2 separate regions of the Mus musculus genome follow, and region 1 is linked to region 2. Evidence: chromatin loops called from intact Hi-C (ENCODE). Cell type or tissue: heart. All regions are shown on one strand. Links, peaks and the distances in the headings refer to the core of each region. The heading gives the core; the rest is flanking DNA. Region 1 overlaps Stk32b (serine/threonine kinase 32B). Region 2 holds the start of Stk32b (serine/threonine kinase 32B).

Evidence for each region. Peaks named below come from ENCODE experiments on the same cell type or tissue, not always from the same donor. Only the 100,000 strongest peaks of a DNase experiment are listed, where the experiment ranks them.
Region 1: it touches region 2 in a loop (20-fold over the local background); 3 of 42 quality-filtered maps call a loop at or near these places.

The regions. Positions count from the first base shown.
Region 1 is chr5:37,455,268-37,471,024 of GRCm38, reverse strand. Stk32b (serine/threonine kinase 32B) reads left to right here. Exons shown (of 12, transcript NM_022416.2): 7 at 4,186-4,289; 8 at 9,559-9,675; 9 at 11,298-11,423; 10 at 13,772-13,903. Among named protein-coding and RNA genes, the nearest start is that of Evc2, 120 kb to the right of the region's middle. In heart, for the core only: a CTCF peak has its summit at 8,115; no DNase peak of the experiment used is centred there.
Region 2 is chr5:37,711,660-37,727,416 of GRCm38, reverse strand. It overlaps Stk32b (serine/threonine kinase 32B), which reads left to right and starts at 10,264. Exons shown (of 12, transcript NM_022416.2): 1 at 10,264-10,682. The coding sequence starts at 10,631. In heart, for the core only: a CTCF peak has its summit at 9,588 (motif pointing right); DNase peaks (open chromatin) are centred at 9,516 and 10,306; H3K4me3 peaks cover 1,547 bases; H3K27me3 peaks cover 4,110 bases.

The DNA of each region.
Region 1 (15,757 bases), core at 4,117-12,116, 260 kb after region 2:
ATAGTGGAATCGTATACCCTCCAGTCCAGGACAGGTGAATTAACTTTCTGCAGTGTATCCATGCTGTATATGCTACCTTCCCATCAGTTGCCCAGACATCTAAGTTATCAGTAGACTATCACAGTATGTCAGTGCTTGTGTTAATATGACCCTGACATGGGAACCTACAATTCACCCATCTCCCTTCACCTTATTGTGTATCTCACATCATCACAGGAGAATGAAGAAAGTATAATGAAATATTTTCCGAGAAAAAGAGAAAATATATTCACATAATTCTCAGGCGATCTATCACTTTGATCTATTTTATCACTTGCTTTTGTTTAGTCTCTTCCTGGACCTGCTTTATAAGTGGAACATTATCCTAGTGGGTAGGTATAGAGGGTGGAAAACAGCATATTCTGGTGGTATTAAGGCCTCTACTGACTTCTGTACAGGCTTGAGACTGCAAGCAGATTGCAGAATTGAGTCGCCATCTAGAGCGGTTCCCTGAATCAATAACCTGCAGTGCCCTACTGAGAGATAAAAGCAAAATGGTCCCAGAATCCTGTCAAGATATTGCCAATCCATGCAATTGTGTTGAGCTCCTTTGAAACTGTTTGAGGGTACTGGCACTCAAAAGGCCCTGGGAAGCCAAGCAGGATGAATGCAGCTGGACCTCATGATTCTAAGGCAGGTCCCCTTTGCTGTGGGCATTGGCTAGCCTTCCCAGAGCTGGCATCCCTGTGGAGAACCATGTCTACAGCAGCTGGCATGGCAGTAAGATGTTTTGTTCCAGTACATTGCCATGGTCTGCATCACAAGGCAGAGAGGAGACCCACTCAGCCTCAAGAACAGACCAACGCAGGAAGCTCTAGGGGTGGGGCTGGATACAAAGCTCCTAAAGGAGTCAGGGGGCAATAATGATATCTAGCCAAAGGCAGCACATAAGAAAAGATAAAAAATGAGCAACAAACTGAGCCTTTTCCTCCCAGAAGACATCTTTGAGCTGGACCAGCTCCATGGAGACAGAGGAGACCTAGTGGATATAGTACCCTCTATGGATATATATAGTGTAAAGTACCCACTATGGATGAGAAGATGGAGGAGGAAGGACCAGATCCCCAATCCCCAGGCAACCCAGTCCTTCCTGGCATTCTCCAGGACCAGGGGAAAGGGTTTGATGCCAGAAACCTGAGACCCATTTGATCCCAGCTTTCCCAAGCTAGATGGGTGATCCTGACAAGTCCCTTACCTGACAAGTTGCTTCTTGTGACTGTAGAACAAACTTTCCTAAGCCAGGCTTAAAACCACAGAGAAGCTGTTCCTTGAGGTTCTAGAAGCTGGAATTGAGCTAGCATGGTGTGGTAGAGCCATTCTTGCTCAGAAGGCTTGGCTGGGGGTGGGGGATGTCCCTCCACTTGCTCCAGCTCAGGCAGCCTCAGGTGTCCCTGGGCTGCCTCCTCACTCCATGCTTCATCTCCCTCTTCACACAGCCATCCTGTGTCTTAGATCACCCCTCATCTCTCTTATAAATACATCACTCATGGGATTTAGGACCAAATCTAAACCTTGATGCTTTTTATCTTGACACCCTCCGTTATAGCTTCAAAGGTCCTATTTCAGAATGTGATGGTATTCACAAGTACTGGGAGTGAAGCTTGGGGACCTGCCATTCAGCCCACGAGGACCCTCTTGCTTCTGCTTCCTCATCACAGACTGCCTTCTGCACCTGTCCCACTGAGCGCTGAAAGGATTCAATTTGTTCAGAACCACAGCAGCTGGCAGCCACAGTGCTGTCATTCACTAAGCAATGCATACCAGGACTTTGCCGGGTTCTCAGCTCCCATCTGGCTTCTGCATTGTGATTCCTGACCACAAAAGCAGCTGTGCAGGGTTTATGACATCAACGTTTCTGTTCTGTCATCAGCCACAAGAGTGCAGAGAGGGGAGAATCAGTTTCACCGCAACTGCAAATGTCTGCCATCTCCTATTCATGGGAACCTGGTAGCATCCCTCACCTGCAGCTTCTACACCGAGTCTCAAGTGTGAGCTGGACTGTGGGCATGGCAGGGACTTGTAGGAAGCACTGGGATGCACTTGACACACGCTGTACTCATGGGCACACCTGGGAAGCTGTCACAAGGTCATAGTGTCCAGGCTCTAGGACTGCATAGACAAACATCATGCAAGCCTTTCTCTCCCAGATCTCTTAAGTCAGGAAGAAGCCAGACAAGTAAATGGATCTGGGCGCATTAAGTTCCCATGGGTTCCTCTAGATCAATGGCTGCCTTCGCGATGGGATGGAGTAAAGAACAAGTGAGATCATTGACTTCGGAGTCTGCTGATTTAGGGATAGATGGGAAAGTACACACAAAAACAAAGTTGAAAATCCAAGACCTGCAGTATTTGAAGAAAGCTAATTCATACGGCAGGAAGGGTAGATTTTTGAATGGTCTCCACCTCTCTGCTAGGCGGTACTGGGTGGGTGGCATGACAATGGAAGGGAAGCCTTGTGTAACAATCAGACTACCATTGATAAAGTTTTCAGTTTACAGAGTGTCTGGTGTGAGCCAGGTGTCCTGCAGGCAGCTGCTGAATTGTCCCAGCCATCTGGTTCTTCTAGTTCCATTTGTGTTACTGTAATAGAATACTGGGACCTAAAGCAACTTTGGAGAAAAGAGGCTTAAGCTTACAGTTCTGGGTTACAGTCGATCCTCGTGGGGAAGTCACAGCGGCAGGAGCTTGAGACAGCCGATCATATCAGACCCACAGACAAGAGCAGAGAGAAATCAACATATGAATGCTCACTTGCTTATGCTCAGATCAGTTCTTTCACTCATACAGTTCAAGACCTTTTGCTTAGGGAATGGTACCACCCACAGTTGGCAGGATCTTCCCACATCAGTTAACTTAGTTAAAATAATCTCTCAGAGACATACCTTTGAGCCATCCCCACATAGACAACCCTTCATTGAGATTCTCCTCCCAGAGGATTCTAAGTTGTGTCACATTCGCAAAGATAATAAATATACAAATGAATAAACCATAATTACTACCCACATTTGTCAAAACAGGTAAAGACACTAAGTGATGTGTTAAACTCTATTCCAGCCAAACCCACTGTCTTCCTATTTCTAACACAACAAGTCGCTATTTTCTCAAGCTCTAAATTCCATCATTCTCCAGAAATAGAACATGATTCCACACTGAAAGAATGTTGGTCAGACAGGGATTTGGCCAAAGTAGGAAGCACTATTCAGTTTTTCCTGTCTCAGCCATGTGACTTCCCATCCACCCATAGACTCTCCCTGAACCTCATCTGTTAAAGGTGTTAAATGGTAGCACATCCCAAGAGGCTGTAGTATCAAGGGGAGGGAAGCTTGTGGACAAGAACACACTATTAAAATGTAGAGTGAAAGAAAAACAGAAGCTAGCTAGAATCTGGGATCTGGGATCAGGGATCTAGGATCTGGGATCTGACTGTTCATCTGATTTAAGCTCTAGATTCAACATAGTCAGATACTAGTGGAGAATCCAGCCAACCTGATCTTTCTTACCTGCCCTGTTCCAATCTCTCCTTGATGCCCTCAGTGCCACCTAAAGCCTTGACAGCTTCGGTCCAGTGGCTCTCTAGAACAACGGAGAGGTAAAACTCACATAACATCAGATTAGCCATGTCGACTTGTGCCATCCCGGAGTGGGTAGCAAACCCCTCCACACTGCTCTACAACCTTTCCTTCTATCTCTTTTCAAAAATGTTGCCTCTGCCAGGGACATAAACCCATTGCCCCCTCAGGCAGCTGCCACCTCCTCACTCCTTCCTTTGCCACCAAAAGTCCATTCTGTTTCCTCTCTGTCTTACTCCATGCCTGGATCATTCATGAGCTGGGCTGCAGGTACAGAGTCCTCAGCATCCTAATAGCTGGCCACCTGGCCTATGTTGATACTGAGACAGAATGGCAATTGTCCAAACCCATGTGCTCAGGTCTTACTTTCCACTGTAGGAGTGAGCTATACTAGGGTCTCTCCATGGACAAGTACCTCACTGGCTGTTAGCATAGGAACACACACTCAGTCCCTTTCTGCTAATTCCAAAGTATCTCCCCAGGAGCAGGATCTGGTGGTAGTAAAAGTCTCAGCAGGCTTGTCTTCCTGTGCTCAAGTCAAGCTTTGGCTGATATTCTCTCTGCCTTGTCATTACAGCCCCTGAAGTCTTCCAGGTGTATGTGGATGGAGGCCCTGGGTACTCATACCCCGTGGACTGGTGGTCACTGGGTGTCACAGCCTATGAGCTGCTCCGAGGCTGGGTAAGTCCTGTAGAAGGGAGGACTTCAATCTGCAAAGCTGCTGAGATGCCAGGAGGGGGTGCTGGACCAGGATTTTGGCCACCCCTCAGAGGGCTCCATCTCCATCTCAGCCACTTACTGTTTTGATAGGGAAAGAAATCCTTCTTCGTGCCCAGGGAAGGAGGTCACAGAAGGTTGAAGCACCCTGGCCTTTGATTTTTCAAACCCCTTCCTCTGCACCCACAGTTGCATGCAAGCCCAACTTCCCCACTTCTTGCTTGGGTATCCTCTCTCATTTCTCTTTCCTCTCTCCCCATCCTTCTCAAACATATGACTCAGGAATCTCTAAGGGCGATATGGGACAGTCAGTGCCTGGTTTTATTTTGGGACTAGTCTGCATGAATTGCTGAAAATGATGGAGCCATCTGATAACCAACACCTCACAGTTTTATTTAAGTACAAACTCTTGTGACCAAACTACCTCTGAAGTGTGTTTTCCTTGCACAAGTATAATTGGAAAATGTCAACTCACCTCCCCAACCCATTGTTTCCTCAGCTATGTAATGGACAAAATGGCATTAGGGGACATTTGTCCCTGGACTGTGGCACTCTCCCTGCTTTAACTGTCTCTGTTCATCCAATGCCCAAAACAAAGTTTTGCAAGTCTTAACACAAGTTTGCATCTATTTGCTTATGTGGATATTCATGACAACAGAGGGCAGCATCCATGAAGGCAGTATCTTATTTTAGTGGGAGAATCCCTTCTTTAGGATAGTGTAAATGAATGAATGCTTCTTGAATGAATGAATGAATGAATGAATGAATGAATGAATCAGTCAAACAAACAAACAAACAAACAAACAAACAAACAAACAATGATGAAAGCATCCTGTACCCGAACTCCTCCACGAGCACAAAGATTCTCACTCTAGTTCGGCCAACTATTTTTCTGCTCTCGAACTCAGTTATTTCCACGAATTCCTCGAAAGCTTAATTGCAGTGCATGGCATTTTTAGAACGCAGAGAAAATGAGGACTTGTTTGCTTCCTCAAGCACTGAATGGAAGGCTTGGCACTCCATGGGCTCGCTTGTTTCTGGCAGTTCCTTTTTGGCTCTGCAGCCAACAGGGAACACAAGCATTCCCCAATCCCAGATGAACCAGGATGCTTGTCCTCCAGAGGCTGCGCGGTTAATGCAATCCTTCATGCAGGTGACCTTGTTGCACAGTGGCCCTCAAAAGTGGAAGCCTGCCAGCAGAAAGCATGCTGGCTGTTATTCCTCAAGGGCCAGTGATGGCTTGGCAAAGAAGCCCAAGAATGGAAGAAAGCCTGCTTCTTAAAAATTAAGTTCCTCGTGTCTCATTCTTGAGTTTTCTTTTTTTTTTTTTTTTTTTTTTTTAGATTTATTTATTTATTATATGTAAGTACATTGTAGCTGTCTTCAGACACTCCAGAAGAGGGAGTCAGATCTCGTTAGGGATGGTTGTGAGCCACCATGTGGTTGCTGGGACTTGAACTCTGGACCTTCGGAAGAGCAGTCGGGTGCTCTAACCCACTGAGCCATCTCACCAGCCCCATTCTTGAGTTTTCTACTTCAAGGGAAGAGAGAGAGTCACGGGGTCAGTGAGGGCCTGTGGTACAGGGACGATGTAAGTACTAGAAAGACCACCTGTTAGGAACTGGCTGAGCCTTTTTCCCAACTGTCTTTGCATGTCAGCGTTGTCTACCAGAGGGGCGGTGAGTGGTGAAATGGGTTGCTCTCTGGGTTTCATGCTGGAAACCACTGATTTAGCCAAATGACCAGTTCAATAGCCCCTCACCTTGCTCCGTTTATTTGTAGACTGTGGATTCGGAAGTCATCCATTGTCCTGGCCATTCCTTCCAGGCTGTCACTGACAGCCAGGCTGTCACTGTCACTTCCAGGCTGTCACTGACAGTTCTGACAGAACTGAGACTCCTCGCTTTCCAAAGACAGGGAAAGCATCAGGGGCTTCCCCACTGGAGTTGCAGGAGCCTGGAGCTGGGGAACTCCAGAAAAGGCACGTGGGGACTCGTGCTACTCCTGTGGCTTGTTCGCCAGCATCTCAGAAATGCTCTAGTTCTGACAGAAAGCAGCTGTCTCTCCCATGAGGAGTTCTCACCACACGGGAAGAACAAAGGGACCTGGTCTCCTGTGCAAACAAGTAGAACTTGTTTACAATCTGGGCAAGGGATGCAAGGGACACAGCATCTCTTGGAACCCAGAGCAGAATGTGAACTCCTACTCCTGCAAACCTACCTTGGAACAAACAACCCAGGTGAGCGCCACCAGCAATTGCAGTTTAAACACGGAGCGAGCTGCCATCAGCCTGCAGCTCTTGAACCGAAAAGGCAGACTGGAGCACCGACTGGGTGGAAGGAGACTCCGCCTCCTGACCACGTCCTCCTGGAAGATACTTAGTGACCTGCAGCATGGACACTATCCCTGCTAGCTGGACGCCACCCTAACAGATGGTCACGTTTGGGATCCAGAGGGCTCCTCACTTGCAGAGAGAAGTCACTTCCCACAGCTTCCACAAACAGGGAGTTTTCCTTCTTCCTCAATGGAAGGGTGCTTCCTTATAATAGGAAGACTGAGAGGAACCTCACTGGCTCATCAGGAACCACGTTTGGTGACCTTAACTCAGCAGGACTTGTAAACAGTCAGGGAGCTCAGATCCTCTGGCAACTTCTGTTGTCTCCCCAGCAGGGATTTGTGGAGATTTAATGACCTAGTGATGTAAATTACCCATCACATTCTGGTCCCTAGTGGTCAGCACTGTACAAGCTCTAGCTTTCTAACCTCAACAAGACTCACACCCAGAGAAGCCTGCTGTGGTCTCAGCACAGCACCCTTCAAGGGCTTAGCATCCTTCAAACACTATGAGGCTGGGCCCAGCCTGGTTACCACCTATTAGACAATAAGGCTTCAGGTGTGCCAGCTGAAACACTTATCCACACTGTAATTCATGCTTAACTTGTCTGAGATAATGAATATGGTCTCTGTGGAGTATGGAGGGGGGGATGTAACCAGAGAGAGCCCTGGCAGCATGGGGCTGAGGGACAGAGTGCTGAAGACAATGTCATCATGTAAGTTGCATGGTCCCATGGAGGCTGTGGATGCAGCTCAGGCATGGAAGACATTACTAGGAAGAGCAGAGGGGAGTTCTCGAATGACAGCTAAGATGACTCATCTGTGAACCACACTGCTGTTGGCAATGGTGTGAGTGAGGCAGAGGAGGCAGGCCGAGGCAGACTCACCCATCGCTGAATCCCACCACGTGTCATAGGGCAGTCAGGGAACTTCCGTAAAGGACTCTGAGGGCTTTGCTTGGTACATGGTACAGTGATGTACTTTAGACTTATTCAGGGAAGTAACAGAGCAGTAGTTACATGTGGATATATGCCTGGGCATCACCTGTTTCCAGCTTCTGCTACAAGAGGAGATCCTAGTATATGAGGTCTAACTCCAGTGCTGAGGATATTTGGGGTCAAGGCTGATAATGAGGTGATTCTGCACACTAGCAACAGCAGACTGAATGACGCCTGCCTGGGAGGCAATGGTGCAAGAGAGATCCTATCAGTAGAGGGTGAGGCTTGGAGACCCAGTAGGGACCATGCTGCCCTCCTAGCTTGACTACCAACAACTTGCCTCCCTGTGTGTTCCCTCTTGCCTTTGTCTCCAGCCAGCAGCTGTTGGGGACTGTAAGCAAAAGTATTTGGGGTATAGAGAGGCCAAATCAATAAAGGAAGGAGATCTGGAATACCTCAGAGAGAGAGAGAGGCCCAGTGCAGAACCAAGGACCGCTGTGTGCACCACTGGAGCAGGGCTCCACCTAATGGGGAGGCTGCTGGCTGTCCCAGTGAAGGACAGACCACAGTGCCTGGAGTCAGAGTTGGAAGGTGATTCTGCTCTTTCCAGGGCCCGTTATCACGGGGACTCCAGCTTTCTCATCAGTTCTCTGTGGAGATCATTTCCAGGGGGGGGGTGGGGGTGGGGGAATCATGCTCAGGATTTAGAGTCTCAAATTGCCTGTAGGCCGGTTATTCTGAATAAAGAGAATAGAAAGCACACAGAGGATTCGATGGTCTGCCTGCCATACTCTAGCAGAAGAAACGGCAGGCCCATGCCAGTTCTCTCCCGTTTTATGCTTCCATTTAGTGGCAAATTGCCTTTTTTAACAAAGTGAGTTTCCTGGAATAAAGACATACCTGCACTCTGCAATAAGCTACCTGTTTCCTGCTGCTGGAAACCACTCTTGCCAGCAGGACTTGCAATCACCGTACCTTCTAAAGAGAGCAGCTTCTGAGAAAGGGCGTCCTGAGGACAATGGAGCAAAGTGTCAGTGCAGGCTGGCTCTGTTACAGGCCTTAATAGTTGCTGTTTAACTCGGAGGAAGGTCTGTGCCTCCATGCCCACCCAAACAGAGGAGGGCTAAACCTGGGGCCCCCAAGTTAGAAGCACCTCAGCTGAGTCACCCCAGGATGACTTTAAATGTACATGCCACCTATGTCTGAAGGTTAAAGTTCTCATAGTCAACGATGGGTTATGGCACAGTTTGCGAAGCACTATGGGCATAAGAACCTGAGTTTGATCCCCTAAAATCTTTGTAAAAGAAAGTTGGGTACAGTAGCAAGCACCTGTAACCCTAAGGCTGGGGAGGCAGAAACTGGAGGTTCCCAGGAACTCTCTAGCCAGCCAGTCTAACCCATTCGGTGACCTTCAGGTTGAGAAAGAGAGTGAGAATGAAGAAGTCACTCAAGGTCAACTTGTGGCCTACACACAGATGCACACATGAGCATGAATACACATGCATGTATATATACTCACATACAAAGTTCTCACAAGCATGGCTTCTGTAGGTGTCCTCCCAGTATTCACACAGACCCAACACATATAATGTCTGACTCTTCATAGACCTGCTCAGCCAAGACAGAGAGAGGTGCTGGCCACTCTTCCTGCAGATGAAGTATGGGACTAATGGTGTCCCTGTGGGTACTCAATGGCAGGTATCAGTACTCCAGCCTGTGACTCACCCGGCTGCTGAGTGAGTCCTGCCTCTTCCACTCACAGACAAATACCTCAGCCTCCTATGTCCAAGACAATCCATCCATGCCCTCTTCTTGCATTACACTGCCTTGCTGAGATAGAAGAGCCCATAGCATCTTTAAGGAGATAGAAATGGTTTTCCATCACCACACAGTCCTTGAACAAGAGGGTACTGCCTCTACCAACACATTCTTTCTGATTCTGGCATCATCCTTTGTTGCAGAGGCCATATGAGATCCACTCAGCCACACCCATTGATGAGATTCTCAACATGTTCAAGGTGGAGCGTGTCCACTACTCCTCCACGTGGTGTGAGGGGATGGTGTCCCTGCTGAAGAAGGTAAGAGGTTGGACAGCTGTGTGGAAGTGATGACTAATGCACTAACACCCAGCACAGTGGGGTGTGTGTCAGCCTGGCCCAGGCTCTTCCCAGTCCACTGCAAGTTCCTATTAAACAGAAATACCTACTGCATGTAGGTATTAGGAAGGGCTGCTAGGAGAATGTGTGCTGTGGTCCTGACCACTCCATGTGGAGAGTTAAGATGTTTCTGCAATGACAGTGGCAGTACCAACAAGAAGGGTGTCACATTCCTCTTTAGCACATGCTAGGTCCTTACCAATCCTGTTGGTCCTCACCCTGGCCCTGTGATGAAAGTAAGGGACTCCTCCTCTTCCCAGGAGACAACAACAGCCAATCTCAGGAGGGCTCCTGGCCATTGGACATTTCCTTTATGTGAGAGTCCCAGGGATGAGCCCTGTCCTGTTGTGTTTATCCCCACGGGCTTTGCATCTCACAAATTAGAGTGTTTTAAAAGACAGTGCAGGAGCTGAGGAGATGGCTCATTTTGGCCAAGTGCTTGCTTTGCAAGCATGGCAGCCTGAGTTTAAACCCACACCACCCACCAACACGTCTGAGTTCAGCAGTATGCCACCCTTAGAAGGAAGAGACAGGAGGATCTCCGAGGCTTGCTGGTCAATCTAGCTGAGCCCATGAGCTACAGGTTCAGTGAGACTCTACCACTAAACTAAGATGGAGAGCAATTAGAAAGACATGGAAACCCTGGCCTCCACATACTCATGCACACAGGGTTATGCACACACATCTACATATATGCACACACATCTACACATATGCATACATATCTATACATATGCACACACATCTACACATATGCACACACATCTACACATATGCATACACATCTACACATATGCACACACATACACACATATACTCACACATCTACACATATGCATATACAAAAAGAAAATGCAAAGTATTGACCTGGAGCTATTCATTTTTTTAATTAATTTTTTTATTTAGTGTGTATAAATGTTTTGTCTGCATGTACATATGTGTATCACATACATGGCCTAATGCCTGTAGACGTTTTTGAGCTAAAATGTGAGTCCTGGGACCCAAATCTGGGGTCTTATGCACAGCCAGCTAGTGCTCTTAACCACTGAGACACCTTGCCAGTCCCTCTGTAGCTGTTTTTTATACTCTAGCTCCATTAGCAGAAACTGGCCTTCAAGAGAAGTTAAAAGTGGACCACTCAGTTAGGATGCAGAGGTCACCTTGTAACTCCTGAGGGAACATTCCGTTTCACTCTTGTGAAACCAAGTCAGAAGTCCTCTGATGAGGCAGCCAGCCTGTTCTTTCCAATCAAAGCTTTCGTGAACATCAGAGAGAGGCTGCTTATCAGAGGGCTGAAAACTTAGTCTCTCCCCAAGGGTAGCTTGCCAGATGACCTTAGAGAAATGAGTTGACCTTGAAGTCCCTCCCTTGCTATAGCAGTACATTTAGCATTCCAGAGAGAACCCAGACCCAAACGGGGCAGGCCACTGCCAAGCATAGCATGCAAGGACACCCTAAGTGTTGGGTGAGGAGTCATGTTCCAAGTCCATGCTCATCCCTATGGGATACACCGTTCACAGTGTGCCTTTGCCCTCTAACTGCAGCTGCTGACCAAGGACCCTGAGAGCCGCTTGTCAAGTCTTCGTGACATCCAGAGCATGACCTACCTGGCTGACATGAACTGGGATGCAGTATTCGAGAAGGCCCTGATGCCTGGCTTTGTGCCCAATGTGAGTCATATCACCCCCTTCCATGGGTCCCTTCCTGGTATTAAGCCTGACCCCTGCCACTGACTGGTGAACCCCCTGAAAGTCACCGAAGTAAGGCACCAACAGATTCACACTTCACCTAGATCCAGGGTATGTGGACCAGACTTCCAAGGTGTGCTTCTTGCAGTGGAGCCAAGGGCTGCTGAGAGCCCCTGGTCTCTCCTGCCCTTCTGAACAGATGTCAAGGACTGTGTTAGTGCAGATGTTGATTGGTCACAGGGAGCCTTCCATCCCTTGGGAGCTCATCCTCCTCATTGGACCAGAAGGCACTGGAGGTCCTCAGTTTGCTACTGTCACATGTGTGTATGTGTGGGTGCTCAGGGCCAGCAGGGCTAAATGTGGGCTCTGCTCTGGGATTGTTCTTCGAGCCTCCCAGGCGTTGGCTCCTAGAAGCTTCACACCAGCCGGAGAGTGGATCTTGTTAGTGTTCTGGGTGAGGTTAAATAATTTTCCCAAGATGACCTGGGACGAGGCCAGCAGAGCTGGATCTCAGGCAAGGCAGGATCCAGGGCCTGCATCTGAGTGAATGAATGGATGGATGGCGGGCCACTCAGGAGAGAGGTGAGTCTGAGTTCAGGCTTTCCCTTGGGGGTGGACAAATGCTGAGGTCAAATTTGCACAACAGGAAAGGGATTCTTAGCCAAGGTGAAGAAGTCAATTATGATAGGAGCCAGGATCCATGGGACTCACAGTAGAACCCGACAAACAGAACAGAGATCAATGTGTGTATGGGGGGTACTGAGGGGCAGAGAGCAGCCCCAAATATCCTCCTCCATTTTCTCCTGTCAGCCTCATTACCCTCATCTTATAGCTGCGGAAAGTGAGCCTCGCAAAGGTTTTGTGAGTTGTGTTGGAAGAGCCTGGATTAGTTACGGTTCTATCTGGGGAGCCCCACCTGCCTCCCACTCTCTGGTTGTATCAACACTCACCACTTTTGAGACAGTCTGACAGCTCTGGCCACATTGGCGTGGTCAGCAGACCCTAGCTTGTGACTTAGGTTTCAAGCTGGCAGTCCTGTGGTGTTACCCAGACTGTGACACAGCCAAGAAAATACTTGTTCTTAAAGGGGCAGACACTGGAAGCTTAACAGGTCTCTCTCGGTGAATCCTAGCAGTCTTTGAGGCTGTGCATCCCATACAAGGGTGGACCCAGGGCAAAGGTCATGTGTAATCCAGAATTGCTCAACTGGGGTGTGGAGAGGACAGGCTTCTTGTCTTGGAGGCTGCACCTGGCCTGGATTCTCTTAACTAGAAGCCTCACAGGCCAGCAACATGAAAACAGAAAGGACTACAGTAGTAGTTCTACTACTTTCTAAAATCATAGGGTAGTTCTTTGGAAGACAGATCTTTCCCTGTCACCCTGAGTCCCTATAAGTGAGGATGCCTGCTATAAACCAGAGAACTGCAATACTGTGCTTCCCTGTGTGGCTGCAGAGCTGTTGATGCCATAGTCACAGGGCTGCATAGCTAATGGGTGGGTCATCAAGGTGCCAGCCATCAAAGACTGAGAACCCTGATATGAGGGTCTAGGCCTATAAGTCAGGGAGGGTGGAGACGCAGGCCTCTAGCAGGGCCTGTTCCGAGGATAGACAGCTCTAGCTATGAAAACAGGAACTGGTAACCAGGAGATGTTGATCAGAAATGTTATTTAGGTAGAGGCAAGGAAGCTTTCTGTTTGTCTGAGGCTAGCTAGTACTACATAGTAAGACTCTGTCTCTGCCAAGGTTATCTCAAAAGTTCATTAATTAAACTTTAAAATAAATTATAAAAAGTATAATAAGAAAAATAATGACCTGTGATTGTGTCTATAATGAAATAATTAGTAAAAATAAAGAAAATTTGCATGTATAAACAGTCACAGGATTTAGACCAGTGCTCCCCAAACTGTGGGTTGTGACTCCATGGGGGTACAATGACCCTTTTATAGGGGTTACCTGAGACCATCAGATATTTACATTACAATCCATAACAGTAGCAAAAGTACAGTTATGAAGTAGCAATGAAAATAATTTTATGCTTGGACTTCACTACAGCATGAGGAAGTGTATGAAAGGGTCGAAACATCAGGAAGGTTGAGAGCCGCTGAGGTGGACAGAGAGTTAACAGGGCATGGTTGCCCAGCTGGGACTGTGTCTCTGAACCGATGGTGTGTGTGGTTAGGCCACACTGATTATATTATCAGAGAGAAACATGAGGCATCCCAGGGTGACAGCTAACGGTTGCCACATGTGAAGATGCCTGGGCTATGGGCAGAGGATGATGTGACAGATAATAACCATGAAACGTGTTTTTCTTTCTGCTTCCCTTCAGAAAGGGAGACTGAACTGTGACCCCACATTTGAACTTGAAGAAATGATTCTAGAATCCAAGCCACTTCACAAAAAGAAGAAGAGGTTGGCCAAGCATAGGTCCAGAGACAGCACAAAGGACAGCTGTCCCCTGGTGAGCCCTCAGGGGAGGATTCTGTGGGGAAGGAGGGAGGTATGGAGGACAGACCCCTCTTATTCAAAGGTACACTTCAGCCCACAGCCTTCCTTTCCCTCCCTCTGTGTCCTTGGGGAAGTAGTGCCAGGGCCCCACTAGATCCCAATCCCGTAGATCCCCACACTCCTTGTATAAAATGGTGTTGTGCTGGGTATAAAACCCAGGCACATTCCCCATATGCTTCAGATTGCTTTGGGATTACTTCCATTACTTGACACAGCCCAAATGCTGTGTATAACATAGGTGGTGGACATTGCTGTTCAACACTTATCTCACCAGCACAGGCTCAACTGCAAAGTTCACAAGTAAGACATACTGGGTGATAACACTTAGCTGGACCTCTGGGACACAGGAGAGGCTAAGGATGGTGACTTTCATGTCACTCCTTTCTTGTGGATTTTGTGTAGTGTCCAGTGCACTTCAAATCTTCGGTTTTGCTTTATGGAACCTTCTGAAATTTCTTTGTTTCTCAGTATTTTCAGACTACAGTTGGTTGGATCTGAGGTCACAGAGAGTTGACTTACTATTTTTTTTTTGAAGTAAATCAAATGCCTCTGGCATATGAATGATCTCTTATAATACTGATATATACAAGGATGACTGAAGAGGGAGTGCCCATATTCTTGCCATCCACACTGAGAACCCCAGGGACAATACAGGGCACCCCAGTCTCTGTGCACCTTTTAATAAGGGTCTATCCTGCAGGGACCCCCACAGGCTGCATTGTGACAGCCCATCACAGTGGAAAATGCGTGATAGCATGAGCTTGAAGCAGCTGATCACATGGTGTCCACAGTCAGAACACACAGAGAGAGGGATGCTGGTGCCTGGTTCATTCTCTCCATTTTATTCATTTTGGTACCAAGCTCATTGAGATGGTGCCACCCACATTTAAAGTGAGTCTTCCCATCTCAGTTAATCCAGTTTAGAATCTCTCTCACAGGTAAGCCCAGCAGTTTGTCTCCTGGGTTGTTCTAGATCCTGTCACTTTGTCCTAGCCCATCACTGGCTGGCTGTCCTTCTCACATAGGCATCTTAGTGTTGAGCAGCAACATGAATCAGAACTCTGGGGATCTGAGAATCTTGCTTGACTTTTTCTCAGCCAATGAGATAAACACAGTCTTGCCACCTACACCATCACTTAGAACTCCAGTCTCACCCCTAGGTCAACCATACCCTGCAACTCCCCTACTTCTCATTCCTGTGAAGGGTTTATGTGTGCACTCTGACCTCTGAACTAATTATTTCATCATGTGTCTCTCGTGTCGCTAGCCATTATACCATCTCAGCTCTTCTAGCTTTCCTAAGATTGCCCAGCTGGCAACTCTATCCTTCCACCTTCCCCTCCAACTTCCTGTGGCCTGTCTCTGAGTCTCTGTGCTCTTTGTGCAAAGACACCCCACTGGCTTCAGCACCCATAACATTCCACCCTGCCTCACCTTAACGTGATTATACCTGCAAAGACCTGGTCTCAGATAAGGCCACATTAAGACCCTATGGCTTAATGAACATACTCTTTGGGGACAAAACTCAGTCCATAACAGTCCTTTCCTCTATAAAATACAGATTTTTAAGTTTTTGCAGTTACCTTAATATAAAGATGGATATGACCTCTCATTTAAAAAAACAACAACAACAACAACTAAAAGCTTATTTTAGTGCTCTTGTTTAAAAATAAATGAAACCATCTTGCCAGCCCCTGGAAGCACCATAGACTAGTGATCCCAGAGGCTCCCAGAGTATCATGTGTCATCTATATGCAGCTTCTGGCGGCAGGTGGGGAGGGGGGGGGTCCTAAATGATTCTGATCCT
Region 2 (15,757 bases), core at 5,247-13,246:
TGTATCAAAAGATGGCCTAGTCGGCCATCACTGGAAAGAGAGGCCCATTGGACACGCAGACTTTGTGTGCCCCGGTACAGGGGAACGCCAGGGCCAAAGGGGGGGAGTGGGTGGGTAGGGGAGTGGGAGTGGGTGCGTAAGGGGGTCTTTTGGTATAGCATTGGAAATGTAAATGAGCTAAATACCTAATAAAAAATGGAAAAAAAAATAATAAAAAAAAAAAAAAAAAGAAGTTGGGTCACTTATTTGCTTTGTCTGTAAGAGGCTGGGTGATGTACCCAACACATTCCTCTCAACAGGTGGGCAGGCAGATCTGGGTGTCTGTCATTGATGGCATGCTCTTGGCTGGAACCTGAGGCCAAGACTCAGAGCATCTATCTTTTAAAACAATGTTTACATTTTTTATTTTAATGTGTGTGAGTGTTTTGACTGAACATACATCTGTGTACTTACTGCCTGCAGAGGCCAGAAGAGGCGTTCAGATCCCTGAAACTGGAGATAAAGGTAGAGATGAACCACCAAGTGGCTCCTGGGGTCAAGCCTGGGTTCTCTGGAAGAGCAGCCAGTGCCCTTAACCACCGAGGCATCTCTCAGCTCTTGAAGTGTCTATTTTATTTATTTATTTATTTATTATTTTTATTATTTTTATTTTTTAATTTTTTTTGAAGTGTCTGTCTTTAATGACTCCTTTGGTAACAAATGGAACTCAAGCAAGTACTGTGCACTGTGAAAGATGCTTAGAGCTGTGCTCTCTCCTCCACACTTAGGAAAAAATGCCCTGCGGTAAACTATGCATGGCATGAAATCTACCGTGCTTCCACCTTTACTATCCACTACAGTGAGGAGGTGCAGTGCCATGTGGCCATCACTGCTACCATCTCCAGAGACTTTGCCTTTCCCCGACTAAATCCTGCTCCCATGAAACACAAACCCCGCCTCACCCCCAGCTGTTGCTCCCCAGCTCCTGGCCATGGCTGTAGAAATTTTACTATTTTAAAGGCCCAGTTTGACTTAAAGGCTTAAACTCAAACCCTGAGCCACAGACTTGCCTCGCTGCTCTGCCTGGTCTGCCTGTTTCTAAAGGTGCAACTTCCTGGCATTTTCTCAGTAAGATGGCAACAGCGTTGGTCCCCACACAGGCCTGGAGAGAAGTTGGAAAAGCTTCCTTGGTTTGCCATTTGCCCACAGTGGTGGCCTTGTACACACACACACACACACACACACACACACTTCACCCTGAGCATCAACACTACCCTAGATCACAATAGCAGACATTGCCTCTGACCTGTCCTTATCACTTTAAAAAAAAGATTTATTTATTATTATATCTAAGTACGCTGTAGCTGCCTTCAGACACACCAGAAGAGGACGTCAGATCTCATTACAGATGGTTGTGAGCCACAATGTGGTTTCTGGACTTTGAACTCAGGACCTTTGGAAGAGCAGTCGGTGCTCTTAACCACTGAGTCATCTCTCCAGCCCCCGACAAACAAACTTTTGAGGCGATTAACTACTCCACATACCCAAATCCTCCAATCAGTGCCTGGTATAGGGTAAGCTCTGGGGTTTCCTGTTATATTCTTGTAATGCTAGCCCCCATATTTTTGTAATGCTAGCCCCATAAACTCAGTTCCAACCACCAAACACAAGCATTCACACTGGACCCTGAAGGGTTCACAGTCAGGACCTTGGCATGCTAGCCCAGGACAGGGCCTAGCAAGAGGAATGAATGAATGAATGAATGAATGGTGCCTTTTGTTGCTTCCCCTCCTGATGGGCCCCATGGGGGCTGCAGCTGCAGCTGGGGCAAGTCCACCAGCCTTTCCTGCTGGCCCAGAGCCCTGGAGCCCCCTTCTCCTGCTGCCCACGCAGGCTGCCTCATTTGAGAAGTCAGGCTCCCTCCCTTGGGAAGCACTTTGAGTGTTTTGGCCTCTGGCCTTCCAGGAAGCCCCATAGCCAGCACACACCCAAGGCAGGAAGCAGAGAGAAACATTTAAATCTTTGACTAGAAGCCAGGGCAGAGACCACTGCAGAAGCTGGCACAGCCCCTCCAGGTTGTTGGCACGGTGAGCGGTGCTAAGTGCAACCTCTGGGTTTTATAAACATCTTATTTGAATGGTTCCTTTCTTCCTTCAGAGGAAGGCATAGTTTTAGGGGGTGCGGTTTGCTGTGGCATAAGTAAAGGAGTCAGGAAGGGTCAAAAGATCTCTGTGCAGAAGGCTTCTACTTCTAGCACTTTCTCTTCACAATCACCTTGATGGGTATAAAATCCCATGACTACACCACAACTCTGAATCAGAAGAGCTGATAGGTCAGCTCAGCATTATTTTGCCTGCTTCTGACTCCTGGTAAGAGGCTGAGGTGGTACGGACATGAAGCCCAAACTCCTCACAGTGTGGAAGTCCCCAAACTATTCTTTCTCACTGTGGAGACCCAAGTGTACGGAAACTCACCCAGGCCCTGGGTTCTCAGCATGAGTGTTACAAAGGTGTTTTGTGAATTGAGATTCATTCACTGCACAGAGGACATAAAGTCCTGGGCTGGGCTGATTCCTCAGTTGACAAAGTGCTTATTGTAAAAGCACAAAGACCAGTGTTCAATCCCCAAAACCCATATGGAAAAAAGAAAAATCCAGGCACTAATGGCACATATGTGTAACTGCAGTACTAGGGAAGTGGAGACAGGTGGATCCCTCAAGTCAGGCTTGCTGGTCAGCCAGCCTAGTCTAATCTGAAAACCCCAGGGCAACAAGAGACCCAGTCTCAAAAACGAAGAACCAAACAACCTCCCACCAAAGCAAAATAAGTTGGTGTAGTCAGGTGGCTCAGCAGGTAAAGGCACGTCTCTCCACTCTCGGGGACCTGAATTTCATCCCTAGAATCTCACAGGGTGGAAAGAGAGGAATGATTCCCACAGACTCTCCTCTGATCTCCACACCTTCACTATGGTAGGTAATGCACTCCCTAGTGCACAAGTGAATACAGTAAATGTAAATGTAAAAACCCAAGGGAGATGGAACTGAGGAGCAATGACACCCAGGCTTGTTCTCCAACCTATGCACATGCAACACACACACACACACACACACACACACACACACACGTGCACACACACACACACACACACACACACACACACACACACTCATACACTCATACACATACCCCCTCTCTCTTTCTCTCTCTCATAATCACACATATCACACTCACCCTTTTCTCTCTCACACACACACACACCACATTCACACTCATACACTCACACGCACAGAGGTTGGATCTTCATGTTTGTGTTCAGTGCATGCCTTTCTCACTTGCAGAAAGGGTCATTCCTGTCTCAAAGGCTGGCATGAAGGAACTATAATCAAGGATGCTGGAGAAACCCGAAATCTGCTGTGAGCATCCAGTACAGGGACCACACCTGGCCAGTTTCCTAGTGAACATCCAGCACTTAGAACAGTTCCTGATGCCCAGAAGGCATGTAACATGGCTGCTAGACAGAGTTGCAGTCAACAGCAGATACTCCCTTGGCTGTAATGGGTGGGGATAAGACCTCTGTGGTGGAAAGGGCTCTATTCAGTAGGGAGCAGTAACATACTTCAACCTCCACATTTAGTAGTTTGGCCTTGCCCTCCCTCCCATGTGGAGGGACATCCTGTTGGGGGAGACTAGACTGTGGGCAATATGCGTGAGTCCGGTCTCTCCATATACAAGAGTCCCAGGAATCCAACTTAGGTCTTCAGGTTTGATGGCAAGTGTAATATGTCTAATGCTAATGTGATGGTTAGACAAAAGCAAGGGTCATCTGGTCATAGGGGAAACCTTAATTAAGAAAAGGCCTCCTTGGGGACAAGGGGAGGGGTAATGGAGGAGAGGCTTGGGAGGGTGGGGATGGGAGGAAGGGAGGGAGCAGGGACTGTAATCGGGAGGAGAAGTGAATAAATAAATAAAGTTCTAAAATGTCTCCTTGCTGCATGGTGGTGGTGGTGCACACCTTTGATCCTAGCACTTGGGAGACAGAGGTAGGCAGATCTCTGAGTTTGAGGACAACCTGGTCTACAGAGCAAGTTCTAGGCCAGCCAGAGCTACACAGAGAAACCCTGTCTCACAAACAAACAAACAAACAGCAAACACAAAAACAAAACACAAAACAAAACAAAACCCTCCATCAAACTGTCATGCAGGCAAAAATGTGGGGCATTTTCTTACTGACTGAGGTAGAAGGGCCCATCCTGCTGTGGCATATGGTCCTGGGTTCTATAAGAGAGAAAACTGGGAAAGCCATAGAAAGCAATTCAATAATCAGGGCACCTCCATAGTCTCTGACTGAGTTCCTGCCTCCAGGTTCCTGCCTTGAGTTCTTATCCTAACTTCCCTTCATGATGTAAGCTGAAATTAACTCTTTTCCTCATCATTGTTTTTTTTGGCCATGGTGTTTAACATAGCCACAGAGAGCAAACTAGGACAGCCACCCTGGCAGCCTACACTCACGGCTGTTTAGACCTTGGTGAGCTCTCTGTTGGGTCATTGTCCCCAAAGCTCACCATCAACACACAGAGGTATGTGCTGGTGCTGAAGACGAGGGCAGACAGACAGAATAGGCACAAGCAATTACAGATGCACCTAGATCCGATGCTGCAGTTTTGCCGTATCTCTGTGTGTTCATGTGTGTATGTAGTTGTGTGTGCACATGGTATGAGTGAGGACAACCTTGGGTTTCAGTCTTCAGGTGCTGTCCATCTCTTATCTTAGACAGGGTTTCTTACTAGTTTGGAACTCCAGAGATGAGCTGGCCTGGCCGTCAAGCTTCTGGAATCCACTTGTCTCCGCCTCCCATCTCATCTTTGCTGTGACTCCTACCAAATACATGAGGCTTTTTGTTGGGGGAGGGGGCTTTGGAGATCCAAACTCAGGCTCTCGTACTTGTTAGGAAAGTTTTCTGACGACCGAGCCATCTTTCCAGTCCAATGTTATGAATTTATTATGAAAAGACCTCCACAGGCTCATGTATTTGAACACTTGGTCCCCAGCCTGTGGTGCTGTTTTGGAGATTGTGAACTCTTTTGGATACAGGGACCTACATGGCAGGTATAGGGCCCTAGGAGTGGAGCGCTGGTCTTGTAGGGCTCTGCTTTCTGGCTTGAGCTCTCTGGTTTCTGGTCTATGGAGACCCAAGAGCCCCATGTGCAACTCTGTCATGCTATGCCTTCTCCACCATGATGGACAGTAGTCCCCTCTCAAACCATGAGGACAAGTAAAAACCTTGCTCCTGTAAGTTGTTCACATAAGGTCTTCTCAGGGAGAAAAGTGAACGGGCAGGAGAATGATGAGCCTGTAACCCAGGAAGCTTCAGAAACCTATGCCCCCTCTTCAGAGGGGAGCTTGAAAGAGGAACAGGTAATTTTGATAGGTCTAAATAGTCACTAGGGGGAAATGAATGGCTGGTGACAGTTTTGGGGACTCTGGAAGGGAAGAAGCAGAAAGTCACCAAGGATTATACTCTCACTGTCCAGATAGGTCTCCCCGAGAATCCCAGGTAATCCAGAACAAACACCAGTTCTTCCTCTCAGTAGTGACTAGGATTCTGTGGTTACAGGATCGGATGCCCAGGGAGGGGCTGTGTCAGCTTTAACTCTTTTAGAAGTTTTTAGTCAAATGAAAGCACTTTAGTGATAGCCCCTTCTGAAGGGGAGCTGGGGGAGGAATCAAGATGATAGAGACGGGACAGGGAGCAGCATCAAGATTTCGTTATTGAGATCATGATGAGATAGATCATCAACATGCTTTGGGGGAATCATTTCTCAAGTCCAGACATCAAGAAAATGTTCCCCTATTTTATAAATGAAGAATTGACTTAGAGGACTTAGCCGTGTACATGTGTACACTCACAAACACACTTCCCTGTGTTCACGACACTCCTTTAAGCCTCTAAGAATCCTTATAAACCAGGCAGGAATATAGGGGAAACACACTTGATCGGATGTTGCCTTTGGCAGTTGGGAAACTCTTCCTGCCCAGCCTGGTTCACATTGCAACTGTAGTCTTCCACAAACACATAACTCGAGGGCACCGTGGAGCTACGCTGCAAATTGTTTTAATGTAAGAATGAGCAGTTCAGATCTTGCAGGGTTATAAGTTCCAAACTATAAAAATAACTCCAGGGGAGCCTTGCAATGCCAAGAAATGCAGACACCCACAGTGGGAGCAATTTATAAACCCTATGTTGACTGAACACACACACAACACACACCAGGATGTGCAGTAAAATTGTGCTTTGAAATGCTGAGTTTTTAATCACCAGGGATAACTGCCCGTGCAAGGGAGACGAGTCTCAATCACAGGGCTGCACGTGCAAGCCCTGCCTTATCTCAGTGAGCCACAAACAGCCTGATCATTTTCTCTCTTTGTAAGGCACAAGGCTGCCAGGCAGAATGACTCAAACTGTAACGCCAGCAGACAGTATTTACTCTAGGCAAACCAGACTTAAGTTTTAAATAAAATAGGCTTAACATAAACGATAACAAGATCTGATCTGGGAGACCCTTAAAAAATAATAATGGTTTGGCACAGAAGACACCCTGCTCCAGGGAACAACATTAGCTTCCACGGTGAGATCAAGTTACAGAAAACCAAGCGTTACAGTCCTAGGCATGGTGAGCCACAAATGCAGGAGTAGCCAGTGGATCTGGCTTCGCGTTCTCAGCAATAGAACAAGTGTTCAGGAGACAGCAATTTGCAAATATAAAACACAAAAGGACAGTCTCCCTCAGCATCTGTCTTTGAAGCTGGAGAGTAATGGGAAAACACACTCCTAGTTTCCCTTGTCTAATTTACAAAGGGATTCTTAAACAATGCCTGCCCTGCCCTGCAGTTTATAAATAAAAGCCCAGCAGGCTTGGGTTGGGGACAGTGATGGATTTTATTTTATGAAATAGTTTTTGTTTTGCATAGAGTTATGCCCCCACAAAACTGTATCAGCTTCGAGGAAAGAAGGACAGACCGGGGACCAGCCTCATCTGAAGCACAGCTGGAGTCAAGTTCAGACTTTCTCTCCTGGGGGACTGATGGCACCCAGCACGTGTAGGTTGTAGAAAAGGAAGGGTCTTTCTTCAGAATGATTCAGATAGATGCTGCTAGTATCATGTGACCAATGCTTTGCACCATGAAGACTCGTGGCTGAGGTTTCTGGAGGACACTACGGTCAGCTGTCCTTAAGACCAGAGGTGACAGAGGTCGGTACCACTCACCAACTAGCTCCCATTCCATTCCTGGAGACTTCTGGGTTGAACAGGAGCCTCTTGGGCCATTGGGGAAGCCCCATTCCAGTAAAACTGAAGGGAAGTTCACATGGGAGGCATCTAGGAGCAAAGTAGGTAACATAGGCAGCAGAGAATGAGGACTTGTAGCCCCTAGAGAAGGAATACCTGGAGCCAGAAGCTAGACCATGCCAGAAGTTGCACTGCATAGATTCTTCCACAGATTCCTTAAAGGGACTAGTGAGGTGAGCACCCTAGCTTTGGACTTCTGGTCTCCTAAGGAGCAAAAATAAACTCGTGTTCCTCCTCCGCCTCCTCCTCTTCTTTTCTTTAAGACAGGGTTTCTTGGTGTGACTCTGGCTGTCCTGGAACTCACTGTGTAGACCAGGCTGGTCTTTAACTCAGAGATCTGCCTGCCTCTGTCTTCTAAGTGCTGGGATTTCCGTTCTTTCAAGCCATTGAGTTTGCAGAGACATTTTAATGATCTTAATGGCACTAAGGAGCAGCCATTTAACTCCAAGAGCCTCCTTTTCTTCATCTGAAAACACAGGGACAATTGTACCACCTCCGTTGTGTGCCACAGGAACTATAGCAGTAACACATGCCTTATGAAATCAGGGGCAATGTTTGAAAGACTTTTCAAAGTGAAAGTACCATTGTTTTTACTAATTGTTAACATAAGAAAAACACTTAGAAGAAAAATATAAAAGCTGAATTTATTTGTAACTCTCAAAACAGTCACTCTTCCATTCTGGGTCACCACCATGTCCTTTCAGCAAATCTGATAGACATTTGATTTTGGAATTTGAATCTTTTTTTTCCCCATTAGCCTTTGATATCAGCTTAGCCTTCTAATGCTATATTCTTCCTCCATATGGGTGATGAGGGTACTTGACTGCCAGGGCCATCATGAGGGTTGGGGGGACAGCTCATGGGATGCAATTAAGACTCAGAGTCTAGCACACCATGTCTAAGTGAGAGAAGGAGGAGGAGGAAGAGGAGGAAGAGGAAGGTAAAGAGGAAAGTGGTTGCTGGACTGAGCAACCCACCAAGATTGGACACAGAGTTTGGCACACAGTGCTCAATAAAACAACTATTCTTTTTGACTATTCTAGAAGGCATCTTTCTCTCTTGACTGTGGGAACTGTACAGGTAACTCTCCATCCTCTACCCCTATCTGCCGATTCTCTTTGCTCTTCCATGCCTAGCTGAAGACCCCTCTCTCCTAAGAAGCCCTCACAGATAGCATGTGTGGTTTGATGTCTCCCCTTGACCCTTACAGGCCCAGGTTCACTTCGTGTCACCACTAAAGCCTCCTACACTCCGGTATGAAGCCATACCTTGTCTTAGTCCACTGCATTTCTAGTTCCTGACCCATTAGAAGTATTAGCAAACATTGTCTGAACAATGCCAAGAGGAGAGGGAGCAGATGTTCAAGGTCGGTCTCTCTGGTCTTCCAGGGAGGGGCAGACAAATGGCTTTCCTATCACCAAGGATCCTGGGAACCTTTCTAACAGCAAAATCACAGAGACCATCTTTGCTGATATGGCTATTACTTTCAAATGCATATCAGCCAAGTATTCTGTGATAATGCTTCAAAACACATAGCTTTCTGTCACAGCTTCTAAGAGCTCCTCCCTCTCTCGCCTGAGCTAGGAGGCAGAAGATGCCCACACAGCAACTCATGATCCAAGGCAACAGCACACACTCATGCCATGCTCACTGTGTTCCAGAGATCACTATCAAGCCCCTTATTCCCCAACATGAGCCCTGAGAAGGTAGATGTGCCATTAGTCCCATTGCTCAAATGGAGGGACTGAGGCCAGAAGAGATTGTACGATTTATTCATACAATAATACCCCTAGAATGGGGTAAAGACTTGGCACTGTCTGAATTTCTCCCACTGACTCTTGAGGTGTTTCCTGTGTTCTGCATTTGGCCATGCTGGATCTGGTGTAGCTTGGCCACACCACTGAAGCTCTTTGGTGCAAGGAGGAACACGTGTGCTTGTCTTTATTAACCTCCCATCAGGCGCTCTTGCTTCTTTTATACATATTACAGCAACCTGGGTATCATCCCATACCACAGAGGAGAACCCCAGGACTGGCACACAAACATCAGGTGTGTGTAGTCTTCTAGATGAGACCAATTGGATGAGAAGCAGTTAAGTCAGTCAGGTGAGGGTGGAGCCGACTCCTTTTTCTCCCCCTTCCTCCCCGTGGAGTCTAAAAGTTGTGTTGGTCAAAAAGGACACGGTGGGGTAGAGGACAGAAGGAAGGGAATAGGTTTGGAAGACCCAAAAAAGAGCCTTAGCTTTCTCACAGTGGCTCCCAGTGCCCAGCAGGTGGCAGGATGTGGCCAGAGATAACCCGACCCTGGGAAGTCTGGGCCAGCAGCCGGTGCTGCCAGGTAATGTCTGCCTCCTGGGGAGTTTGTGCCGCCCACTCTGGCCCCAGCAAGCCTAGGGTCCTTAGGCATCCTGGTCTCTGGAAAGACAATCCCCGTCCCTCCGCCAGCTCCCTCAAGCTCGCCCCAGCTGCTGCAGAAGCCCAGACCCAGATGTGAACCCTGCCCCAATCCGGAGGACCCAGACAGGCAATTTCCAAAAAACGTACTTTTTTTTTTTTTTTTTTTTTTTTTTTTTTTTTTTTTTTAAACATAAACGGCAGCCTCATAGGCCTCAGTTTCTTAATGTACAACGAGAGAGGTTACATATTAGACATCGATTGTCTGGGCCCTCCTTTCACTCATTTAAACATCCCGGAAAACAAAGAAGCCTGTGGCGGAGCCAGTGGGTGAGCGCAGTTCTGAGTCTATACGAACTGTCAAACGCTGCGGGTGGGGAGTCCCGGGAACCCAGCAGCTCCAGGGAGGCCCCTTCCCTCGGAGTCCCCGCCTACCCGACTGTGAAGTGGGGGGCGGTGGCTTCTAACTCTTGGCTGAGATCCGGGTCCACGCCCCCTCCTCCTGCTGCACGCCCTCCCACCCTCCTTTCTCGCCTCTTCCTCCTCCTTTTTCCTCACCACCGTTGTGAGCAGAGCTGCACGGTGGTCTGGGCTCAGGGAGTCCCCGGGTTTCCATCCGTGTATTGTGCGTCATGGAGAGAATCGGGTGAGGGCTCAGGGGGTGCGGTGATCGCAGCGGGGTGACACCCTGGAGGAGGGGTGACCACACGGTCCCCATCCCTGCCCTGCAATCGGCCCCCTCCACACACGCTACAACCCTGGCTGGCTGCTCTCACCCAGGCTGCATCCCAGGGCTCTCATCCTGCACACTGCATCCCAAGAGCATCCTGGATCCCGTATCGCTGTGAGAATCCTGCATCTGACATCCCGAAAGGAGAGGCCGGGCATGTAGTAGCGGCAGTAGCGGCGGAATATGGGCGGGAACCACTCCCACAAGCCCCCAGTGTTTGATGAGAACGAAGAAGGTAAGAGCCTCCCTAACAGGAGCCGCCACTCCCCACATCCCCTGGGCGTCCCTTCCTTTTGCTATCCTTCACTGAGCGCCTGCTGAGTGTAGCGCAAGGGTCTCAGCACAGCCTTGTCAACCTCGCACTGGCTGTGCACCGGCCCAGTGCTAGGCATAGAGCTTCTACTTGGCCACTTCTTAGGCTCTAGTGCTTTTTGGAAGCCCAGATCATGCTGAACCTAGAGTTGGGACAGAAGACTGGGAGAGGAAAAGGGGACTCAAGGTATCACTTGGGGGAGGGGGCGTCACAGGGAAGATCTTGCTTCACAGTAGAGTAGGGGGCGTTGCTCCTGCTCAGCATTCTGGGACTCCAAGGTGGCCTTTAGAACTTGAGGATAACACAGAAGTGGCCTACTGGGTGAAAGTGCACAACGCACAACGTGTGTGTGTGTGGGAGGGGGGGAGAGGGAGAGAGAGAGAGAGAGAGAGAGAGAGAGAGAGAGAGAGAGAGAGAGAGAGACCCCACCTATTTGGTATCAGGACCGCATATTTGGTATCAGGACGGCATAAGGAAACTTTTTGTAGCTGAAGTCAGTGGCTCTGAGGAAGGAGCCCTGCTTGGGGCTAGCTTCTTGGTAGGGAGTATTGTAGGCTATCAACCTTGTATAGATGCCTGGTCTGGAGAGTCCTTGTAGCTAATGGTGGCAGGATTTGGTAAATGGGTATTTGGCTGAGCAAAAGTGTAAGAAGTTTTCTTAGCATTTACTTTCAATATCATGTGTCCTGGGACTCAACCCCTCTGAATCCTCATTTCATCCGTATCTGTGAAGGTTCCTAATCAGGTCGTTGGAAGTTCAATCATTACTCACATGTGGAAAGTGTCTTACAGACACCTGCGTTGGTTAATAACCTACTGTGTGATAACATACACTGGCTTCTCTCTGCCTATCTATCTCCACCGTGCCCCAAATGCTAGGCATCCTGAGCTTTCTTTTATGTCAGCTGCTGTGCTGGGCTTACTCAGTCCTCACAGATCCCAGTGGAACAGGTACTTTTCTTGTGGCTGTTTTGTAGGGGTGGGAGAGAAATCGAGAGAGACAGAGAGAGACAGAGAGACATACACAGAGAGACACACACAGAGAGAGAGAGACACACACACATACACATACACACACACACACACACAGAGAGAGAGAGAGAGAGAGAGAGAGAGAGAGGGGAACACCCCAATCATAGACTAAAACCTGAAAGCTGAGGTCATCCTCTGTACAGGGTACATAAGGTTTCTAGAACCTTCAAGGCTGGCCCTCTCAAAACGGTGAGACCCCACTTAGGTGCAGACACCTGCTGATCCAGCCAGGTAGTCCTTCCTTGCAGGAGGCCATGTCTGGTGGGTCTGAATGAACATCCTTGGTGATAGGCAGGGAGGGCTCAGTATGGCTACAGGTTGTTTGGTAGCCCCGATCTTCTTGGTCTTCAGACTGGAGTGGGCTAGTAGAAGCCAGAGACAGTAGAGGCTCTGTATGTGCCAGAGGGAGTTAGGACTTCCATGTAGCTTTGCCCCCGTTTAGAAGTCCATGGGTATAGCCCGAGTCAAGGTCACACTGATAGTTTTCTTAACATCTCTATCTTTTAAAAACAGGTTGAGTTTTACATGTATACATCAGGTTTTCATCGACAGTTATTTCGTCTAGCACAATCCTGATATTAGTTCTCTTCCTTGAAACACACCTCTACATATAACACTAGCATTTATTAACAATTAGCACTCTGAAATCATACCTAGTTTTTTCCCTGCCCCAGAGAAATTTAAACTCACCTTAATCAAATACCCCAAAGTATTGTATATTATATATTTGTGTGGTAGATCATAGATTTCTAAAGAAAATAAGTCTCTAAATTAAATAAAAGAGTTTCTCATTGGGTGTAAAGACAACAATGGGATACCTTTAGCCTGTAACTATATTTTATAATTATTCTTGTTTGATGTCACCATTTATTACTCCCACCTTACAAAAATACCAAATACGGTCAGTAAGACGCCCCCCCTCCCATATCTAATGTCTATGTGTTTTTTTTTTTTTTCAGAAAAGTACCCCTTTCTTTCATGCTTAACTCTCAGAGGGGACTTGCCACCTCTGTGGCAATGACCCCATTCATGCTTTCTTAGCTCTAAAATATTTACTGTAATCGATGTTTTGGTTTTCCTGTCTTGGTTTCCCATCCAGATTCTGTCAAACTTGGGTAAGCCATCTGTTTTGGTGCAGGGTGAAGTACAAGTCTGGGACTCTCCAGTGCAGTGGAGCATGAACACATGGGCCTTCCAGCCATCCCCACGCATTTCCTGTGCACGTGTGGAGTACAGTCTGCCAGTTCATGTATTCCATATGCATTTACATATAATCTTTCTCACACTTACTCCATGCTGGGTGCCAGGAGTGGAGCCATTGCAGAGGGGTCCTCACCCTGGGAGGGTAAACTCTTCTCTACACTCGAGTCTTGCAGAAGTGTCAGCAAGACTTTCCTGGGGAAAGGCATTTCTAAAGATGGGAACAGAATGTACAAAGGCAGTTGGTAAAGATAAAGCAGGGTTCATTTGGGAATCTGGCAGAGCCTTTTGTGCATCCGAGGAAGGTGGAGCCTTAATCAAAAGCCCCTGAATACCAGACCAGCCTCAAAGGGTCCAGGGTTATCTGGATGTGTGGAGTTGATCTTTCAGGAATTCTGGAGGTACTGAAGGGTTTTAGGCAGGGGGTAGTGGGAGTCAGTGAACCAGCATGCTTCCCCAAGCGGCTGAGGTGCTAGCTCCTAAACACACCTAATATTAAGGACTCAAATGGATAAACTACAGCTGGAAGTTTGCCAGTGTATAACTGTTCTCCTTTCTCAGAGGGTGAGGGGGCGGACATGGCACTTACTGTGTTCTGATAACAGTTGTCATGCTAAAGCCTTCAGCAAGAAGCTCGGCAGGGCATGTTCATGTCCCAGGAAGAATGGCTGTGCCAAGGTATTGGCAGTGTTTCTCTCTTAGTGGCATGTGAAATAGCAGTGTGCTTACTATAATGGCATCTGCGGTAAGGTGGAAGTTGGAGCTTTCCCCCACCCGAGCCTCTTTGAGCGAATGATATAAAACCAACAGCACATGCTTTTGCTGGAACTCACTGGCTTGGGCCACTTGGTCCCTTCTGTATCTGCTTCAAGCCCTGGTCCTGGCTAGCATGTAGATTACCAGCATGGCCTCCATGCTGCCCTCCTGCCTTGTCATCTGGGTACAGAAGCCAGGTCTCTGTTCAGTTCCCCTCTGTCTCACTCTTCTCTGGTCCTAGAGGCAAGTCACATGAAAATTAGGATGAAAGTAAAGTCCTGCATATGCCCACTCAGACCCACCGTCGGGGCACTCACTCCCTTCTTATCCCAGCCAACTTTGAACTTGGTCCATGTTTCCCTCCCCCTCGCCCCCCCCCCCCCAGATCTTCACGAGGGCTTCACTGACCTCTCTGCTCTCTGCTCACCCCTTGCTGCATTTTCTTTCTGCCAATCATCATCACCTACCGTACTATTGGCAGGGTTATTTTCTTAATTACCAGCCATGTTGGTTTTCTGTCACTGTAACAAAATACCTGAGCCAAACAACTTCTAAGGACAGGTCTGTTTTAGTTCATAGTTTCTGAGGGTCTGGACCCTCATCACTTGGCTCTGCTGGTTTTAGCCTGTGGTGGGATGGCATTATGGTCATGGCAAAAGATATGTGTCCAGAAAAGTAGCATCCCGGAGACAGAAAGAGACAGGAGGAAGCTAGGGTCCCAGGATGCCTTCTAAGGATGTCACCAAGTCACTACTTTCTGCTTCTGAATCCATGTCATTTACTCATTGGTAGAGAAAGGCCAGTGAACTGAGGACAGGTTGAGGGGTAAGTGAATGGATACACCGAGGAAAGCCAGCTGGACATCAGGAGGACACATCTTAGGGAACCTGGCAGCTGGTTGTATTGCAGCTTGTCTGTGATACAATAGCTGACAAGCACCTTAAAGAGGAAGGGCTTATTCTGGCTCACAGTTTAATGGGACACAGTCTGTCATGGGAAAAAAAAAAGGCTTGGCAGCTAGATGGGGAGTCCGCTGGTTACATTATATCTGCACTTAGGAAGCAGAGAGGGGACAGGAAGTGGGGTTTGTTTGTTTATATAAATTGTAAAGCCCACCCTGTCATAATCCACTTCCTCCAGCCAGCTCCACCTCCAACAGGCTCCACAACCTTTCCAAATGGTAACACCAGCTGAGGACCAAGTGTTCAAAAACACAAGCCTGTGGAAGATGTTTCACATTGAGGCCTCAGCACTGCTGATTGGTTATATCGGTCTCGACGGTGAAGGTGCCTCTTGGGATAAGTCAACTTACACGTCTCATTTAAATGAACAAAGAGGGCTGGTCAGAGAGGCACAGGGGTTTTATAGCAGAGTAGCAACCGGTGTGGCTCACCTTTATCAGGTCCCATCTCCCAAAGGTTTCACCTGCCATTGGTGGCATAGGTGGGTAGGTAACCAAGTCTTTGGCAGATGGGCCTCTGGAGATCTTTTGCTTCCAAATCATGGTGCAATGGGTCTTCTACATCACTGCAAATGCAGTAAGGAGGAAACCAAAGGGTAGGCTCGTGAAAGGTTGGAGCTCTGTTGAGATGGGAACTTCATGAGAATTCCTGTGTCTCAAGGTCTAAAAGAACCCCCGGAGTAGAACTGAGATGCTAATAAACTCTGTGCATGTGAGTGAGTGCCAATCTCTTCAGCCACAGCTTAGTTCGGCTTCTCCAGTAGTCTCTGGAACCTTCCCTCATTCGTCTTCTGCTTTCCTCTGCATGTTTTATGCTAGGACAGACTTTCTTCTCATGGAACCCACCAGCAACTGCGATTCCAAGTGGAGGAGAGAGCTCATATCCCTCAGATCACTGCAGGGTCACCGATGACTGGTTCCTGTTAAGACTTTAACCATTCTGTAAGCAGGGAGATCGGGTGCACTAAGCAGCCAGCCCAGATGTTTAGGCCTTGTTTCGACACTGGGTAGAGTCACCTCTACTTGAGACACTCTGGTACATGTGGGG